2 separate regions of the Homo sapiens genome follow, and region 2 is linked to region 1. The links are chromatin contacts, found by Hi-C or POLR2A ChIA-PET in ENCODE. All regions are on one chromosome and are shown on one strand. Each heading gives the region's core, a stretch centred on a gene start or an enhancer-like site at or near the end of the contact. The rest is flanking DNA. Distances are from core to core; before and after follow the strand shown. Region 1 has its middle 23 kb from the start of CARD11. Region 2 has its middle 84 kb from the start of SDK1.

The links. A loop is a pair of places that touch in the nucleus more often than their neighbours do. ChIA-PET counts read pairs that join two places held with the same protein, here RNA polymerase II (POLR2A). Pooled maps may share reads with other maps.
Region 2: a map of aorta shows a loop between it and region 1 (2.0-fold over the local background). The contact joins two enhancer-like sites. A Hi-C loop is called at or near these places in 3 of 168 maps with a recorded cell type or tissue (Caco-2, HepG2 and aorta) and 7 of 50 pooled maps. POLR2A ChIA-PET finds 5 or more read pairs at or near these places in 1 of 52 experiments (activated B cell).

Annotation. Positions count from the first base shown.
Region 1 is chr7:3,065,641-3,068,935 of GRCh38, reverse strand. No RefSeq gene overlaps it. Among named protein-coding and RNA genes, the nearest start is that of CARD11, 23 kb to the right of the region's middle. RefSeq lists enhancers at 2,960-3,009, 3,050-3,129. Within about 2 kb of position 1,500, at least 5 of the 41 ENCODE cell types and tissues checked have a DNase peak (open chromatin) inside an H3K27ac peak, as active enhancers do.
Region 2 is chr7:3,215,471-3,218,765 of GRCh38, reverse strand. No RefSeq gene overlaps it. Among named protein-coding and RNA genes, the nearest start is that of SDK1, 84 kb to the left of the region's middle. Within about 2 kb of position 1,470, at least 4 of the 41 ENCODE cell types and tissues checked have a DNase peak (open chromatin) inside an H3K27ac peak, as active enhancers do.

The DNA of each region.
Region 1 (3,295 bases), core at 251-2,750:
CTGAGTTTCCAGTAGACATGAATTTTTGGAGGATACTGTTTCACCCACTACAACTCATTTTTACAAATGAGGAAGCTGAGGTTGCCCATGGTCACAGAGCTTGTGGGTGATGGAAGTATGACTCTGGCCTAATTTTGTATGACATCAAAGCGTTGGAGCTGCTATATGTGGGTGGTAGAGATATTTAAAGCCTCTGAGAGAAGGCTTCTAATAAAAGTAGCTCAAGATAGGCCAGGCGCAATCTAGGCTTAATAAATATTTGTTGCGTAACTGAAATGAATATTCCCAGAGGACCCCACATTCCAGGCTCTAGACACAATGCATTTCTTTTTTATTTCTACGTAATGGGACACTCTGCCCTGGGAAATTGGGAAGAAGGCATGATCCAGCCAAGGTCAATTGTCCACAGTTTGTGCTTCTGTCTACTGCTGTTGTGCTTGGCATTAGAAAAACCCTCAGCCACAATAAATTTTATATTTTACTGCCTTTTTACCTGTTTCTCAAACAGTTTCAAGTACACTGGAGCATCTTTTATCCTTAATGGTCTGTTTTCCCAAAATTTATTTTTGGAAACCAATGAGTAAACAAAAGACACCAAACCCAGCTTGATACCAATAATCCTGAACCAAACAAATTAGATCTCCTTTTTAGTTTCTTTCCAATGCTTTAAAGGGCCTTATGAGTCATTAATTTGTTGGCTCTTGTAGAAGTATTTATGCAGGGCCATTAAGTAGCACAAACTGTGGAGGAAAATTGAGATGCTTTATGAATGTAGCCTCTGACCCCACCTGCCAATCTCCCTATAGGAGGAAAACACAGACAGGACTCTTGGCCTTGGGGGTCCCACTTCATTGTGGCCTGGTTTTCAATCCCCAGGCAATAATCTTCTCACCCTCATTCACATCTCTAGCCAAAAGCAGAAAATAAAACACAAGGGCAGAACTCTCAACTCTAGGGGGGGTGAAATCTGGGTCCCAGAGCAAAAATTAGTCACACCCCAAAAACTGATTTCTCCAAGCAGAAATGACAGATTCTCATCTCTGTCATATGGTCTGAGCCACAGTATAAGGCAATGCAGTTTTGACACCAGCCACCTGGACTTGGGTCACATTTCACAGGTTAAGGGCACAGTCTTCCACAAGACTGTCCTCCCTTCAGGCACCCACTGCAAGCGCCAGGGCTCCCAGGCCACCCACACTTCTGACAAACTGGCTACACATTCGGGGGCTCCCATTACTCTCTCAGGTTCAGTAACTCATAGACCAACTCAAAGCACTAAAAAAGCACTGTACTTTCTATAATTGTTTATTATAAAGGAACAACCCCCCCAAAAAAAACCCATGGGAGGGCCCAATTCACAAAGCTTCTGTGTCGCCCTCTGAGCACACAGAAGTATGACTCCCAACCCGGGGAGCTCAACTGAGTCTCATCATTCAGAGGTTTTTTTGTGGTTTCATTATGTAGGCATGATTGACTAGATAACTGGCCACATGATTGAACTCAATCTCCAGCAACCCCTCCACTCCCCAGACATCATCAGGCTGATGTCACTGGCCCAAAGTCCCAACTCTCTAATCACACAGTTGGTCTTTCTGGTGTGGCTGGCCACCATCCCGAGTCACCTTGTTAGCATAAACTCAGGCAATCCCATCACTCAGGAAATTCCAAGAATTAGAAGCTTCCTCCTAGGAACCAGAAACAAGGGTCAGACAAATGATTTATTACAGGACACACATATGTACAACAGGTAGGACTGAAATTAATGAAGTATCCTCTCTCTCCTCCTGTGAATAAAAATCTTCTGTCACTGGTCAGTTTTCTAGCTCATAAAAAGAAGGGATTCTTGCTTGCTGGGATCAAATTTATGGGACAGATGGGGAAGAGGGGAGAGGAGGCTGAGAGCAGGGGCTTGGGAAGGGGAGCAAGAAGTGAGGTCCTTTGGAGCTTTTGGGGTTGGAGATGGAAGGGGGTTTCAATAAATGTTCAGGAGGGCTTAAAATGGATTCTCTGGAATATGTTTGGCTTAAGAATGAAATTCATTTTAATTTCTTTTCATGGTGGACCTGTGCTTTTCAATACTTTTTTCCAGCAGAGACTGAGCTGGGAGGCTCATCCCCCTGGGATTTATCATTATTTCATCCTTGTCAATCTTCTTTTTCTAACAGTGAGCTTTTTTCTCTTTCTTTCTTTCTTTTTCTTTCTTTCATCCATCTTTCTTTCTTTTTCTTTCTTCTTTCTTTTTTTCTTTCTTCTTTCTTCTCCTTCCTTCCTTCCTTTCTTCCTTCTTTTCTCTCTCCCTTCTCTCTCTCTCTTTCTTTTTTTAGAAAGGGTCTTGCGCTGTCACCCAGGCTGCAGTACAGTGGCACAATCATAGCTCACTGCAGCCTCAAACTCCTGTGCTCAAGCAATTCTCCCTCCTCAGCCTCCCAACTAGCTGGGACTACAGGTCTACACCATCATGCCCCACTAATATTTTTGATTTTTTTATAGAGACGAGGTCTCACTATGTTGCCCAGGCTAGTCTCAAACTCCTGGCCTTAATTAATCCTCCTGCACGGCCTTCCAAAATGCTGGGTTACAGGCATGAGCCACTGTGCCAGGCAAGGGAGAAGACATTTGAAAGCACAGGTCCAAAGTTAAAAAAATTCAAATGAATTTCCTTCCTAAGCCATGTCTCTTCAAACATTCTATGACCAGCTCATCCATCCATGCCCCCTTTGCTGGCCGCCTTCCCTTCCCGTCTCACTTCCCATCTCTCCTGCCAGTGTTTCCTGGGATCCTTTCCCAAATAAACCACTTGCATGCGAAGATTTCCTGAGGAATAACTGAGATTCTATATCGAGGCCTCAGCACAGCGGGGGCACACAGGAAACCTCCTTAAATAACAAGTGCAATCATGTATTTCCACCTCTGCATGGGTGAAACTTAGAAGGGCTTCATGGAGACGTCACTGAGATCGGTATGGGAGGGAAAGGTGGGCGTTGTCCAGATAGAAGCTAGGGCTGCACCACGATGGTGGATGAAGTCACCAATGGAGGGGTGGGAAGGAAGGAGGAAAGAGCGCCACCTGGGGGCGGGAAAAAGAGCAGCCTGAGGAGTCGAAGAGTTGGCCAAGGTCATCAACAAGGAACAGAAATCGTTGCTCTCCTGAACTCCCCACCCTCAGCAGGAATAGACAATTCCTCAAGCCCTGTGGCCCTGGTCCTGGCTCTGTGGTCCTCTCTGCTTCAAGGTCTGTCCCCAACAACCCATCCCAGAGCCCACAGTTCAGGTAGGAAACGTGGACTTGTTGACC
Region 2 (3,295 bases), core at 221-2,720, 150 kb before region 1:
CTCTTTCAGCTGCGACAAGAATAATTAATTACATGAAAATGACTTCCATCGGAGGTTAACTTATTTTGGCTGACAGTCACAAACGTACACAGACATGTCTTACGCTGCAGTTAGGCAGAGCTTTATTTAGAACATTTTATTTATATCTTGGGTGATTTCGTTCCTAAGAAATTGAGGAAGAGAAAGAGGAGATGGTGCAGGAATGCAAGAAAGGAACATTTCTCATCATTTTTTCTTTTAACAAAAGCGGGGAAAAAAGACCAACGTCATAGCTAAGAACTTGACTTTCTCCCCAGAGTACTGTAGAATTCAGCCACTTTAGAGAGGGGTCAAGTGTACTTTGGGGGATGGGAAAGGGTGCAGGGCAAAAGGAAGGTTGCGGGAATTGACAGGTTTTCTCTGGTGTAACTTTAGGGTCTTCATTTACTCACTTTCTTCTGAGAGGTTAGGAGTGGGACTTGATGTTTCTACCATACAGACAAGACAACACGAATGTAGTACCCCTGAATCAGCCCACCCACCCTTGACAAGTGTTACCTCAGCCTCCCTGGGAGCCAAGAGGGACTCACTTTTGCAAATAGCTAAATTTTATTGTGGGCTTTGTTAGGGGCCAGGCATTTGCAAGCATCTCATTTCCTCCTCACCCCAACTCTCTGACATAGGAACTACTATCATCCCCGTTTTATGGATGGGGGAACTGAGGCTTGGGAAGGTTAAGAAACTTGCCCAAAGTTGGCCGGGTGCAGTGGCTCATGGCTATAATCCCAGCACTTTGGGAGGCTGAGGCGGGTGGATCACCTGGGTCAGGAGTTTGAGACCAGCCTGGCCAACATGGTGAAACCCTGTCTCTACTAAAAATACAAAAATTAGCCAGGTGTGGTGGTGGGCGCCTATAATCCCAGCTTCTCTGGAGGCTGAGGCAGAAGAATCGCTTGAATCTGGGAGGCCGAGGTTGCACTAAGCCAAGATCACGCCACTGTACTCCAGCCTGGGCAACAGAGCAAGACTCCATCTCAATTAAAAAAAAAAAAAGAAAATTAAAAAAAAAAAAAAGAAACTTGCCCGAAGTTGCACAGCCAGTCAGTGGCAGAGCTGGATTCCCAGCCCAACCACTACGCCACACGGTCTCTCTGTCACTGTTATTTTTATCAATCAAGGGGTCTCACATCATCCCTGGAAGATCTTTTAAATTCCTGATGTGTTTCCCTGAGTATGTGTGCTGGGTTTTTTTTAAATTTCAGGCTGGGGTAGCAGCGCTGTCTGTAAATGGAGAAGAATTCTGAGGCTTCAGGTAAGGTTTAGCTTACCCTCTGCTTCACCTGCATATAAAGAGGGCAAAGCCAAGGTGAGGGGCCACTGCTTCTGATAATCACCTTGCAAGCCCTTCCTCCTCAGCAATCCCTTATCACAGTCAGCCTGACTCTTGCAGTTGCAGTAGGCTGTTAGTCACGATGGGGGTCAGCTCAGGTTCCTGGGCCTGCAGCCATTAGCCTATAATAATAGTCACTGTTACCATTGTTACTATCTCCTACTTATTTTTTTAAGATGCGGTCTCACTCTGTTGCCCAGGCTGGAATAACACAATCATAGCTCACTGCAGCCTGGAACTTCTGGGTTCAAGCAATCCTCTAGCCCCAGCCTCCTCAGTAGAGGGACTACAGGTGGACACCACCACACCTGGCTAACTTATTAAGTTTTTTGTAGAGATGGGGGTCTCGCTATATTGCCCAGGCTGGTCTCAAATTCCTGGGCTCAAGCGATCCTCCTGCCTTGGCCTCCCAAAGCGCTGGGATTACAGGTATGAGCCACTGTGCCTGGCCACTCCCACTGCTTAATTGTTTCCTCCATGCTAGAATTTAAATCTGGATCTGCAAATTCCATTTCCACCAGCTACTAGCCTTGCAGTTTGGAGGCAGGTCATTTCACCTCTCTGAACCTCGGTTTCCTCTTGTGCACAATGAGGATAAGGATGACTATTTTTAGAATAACATTTATGTAGTCATTGCTTTATAGGCATGCTTTATTTACGTGCATGATTTCATTTATTCTCACAACAGCCCTGTTAAGCTGATGCCGTTAGGATACCCACTTTTATATGAGGAAACTGAAGTCTACAGAGGGGACTGCAACCTACTATAGGTCACACAGCTATTAAGTGTAAACTGGGGATTTAGCCCAATTCTGGGCCACTCCAATGCACAAGTTTTTAATCATGATACACTCTGGGATTATCGTAAGAGTTAGCGACGAGGTATGTGAGGGGCTTAACCCAGTGCCCAGCACACAGTAGGACTCAATTATCGGCAGGCAGACCTCACTGTTGGGATAACTGACCCCACACTGACACTGTTTTATCTCCAGGGTGAACCCCCAAGTCACAACGCCTGCAGGCAGCAGCCACAGTAATGCCTCCGCCTAGCACATGTAGGAGCCTCTGAGACTGGTGATTTCTTTGCAGAGAGAGGGTAACCAAATTGATACTAATCTTATTTTAAAACAGGTAGTTCTTTAAAAACCCCAAAACACAAAACCTGTCCAGCCAGACAGGCCAGTTTTCTTACACAATAGCTATCTTAATGAAATCTCAAGTTCATTTACTCTGAAAACCTCTTATAAGGAAAAGCACCTATGTTCCCAATACTGGTCTAGACACAGTGCGTTGGAGGTAATCTGATGCTTCTTTCTGCAGCATTTTAGAGAACAGACATGCCCACTCACCTCCACGGCAAAAGCCATCACTAACGTCATGATGGAGATCCTGATTCCACACCACCTGCCGAGAAGTGGGAAATAATTATTTAGGGGAAGCAAGGTGGTGCTACGCTATGGCCTTGAGAATGGGGAGTGTGGGGTAAAGAATATCCCAGCCAAGGGGCAAGACTGCCTGGGTTGAAATCCCAGCTCTGTCACCTTGGGCCCATAACAACTTTTCTGGGCCTCAGTTCTCATATCTGTAAAATGGGTATAAGCCCTTCTACCTTCACGGGCTGTTGTTTAGATCCCATAAATCCATTCATATGGATAATGTGCTTTGAGCAGTGTCCGGCACACAGTCGAGCCTATGGAACTTTCAGTAGTTACAATGGGTACAAAAAGATGGATAATACATATTACTTTATTGTCACTTGGAAATAGGTTTGAGTTTTCTGCAACTGTGGCAACACAGTTCCCGGCACCAGGTCTACAGGCTGACTTGCACAATGGAAGCGATTTGGGGTTTTTCAAAAGAACCTGGTGTCTAGGGTCAGAGTCTGTTGTTGGTTGGTTGGGAGAGGTCAAGAAAAGGGGAGAGGCC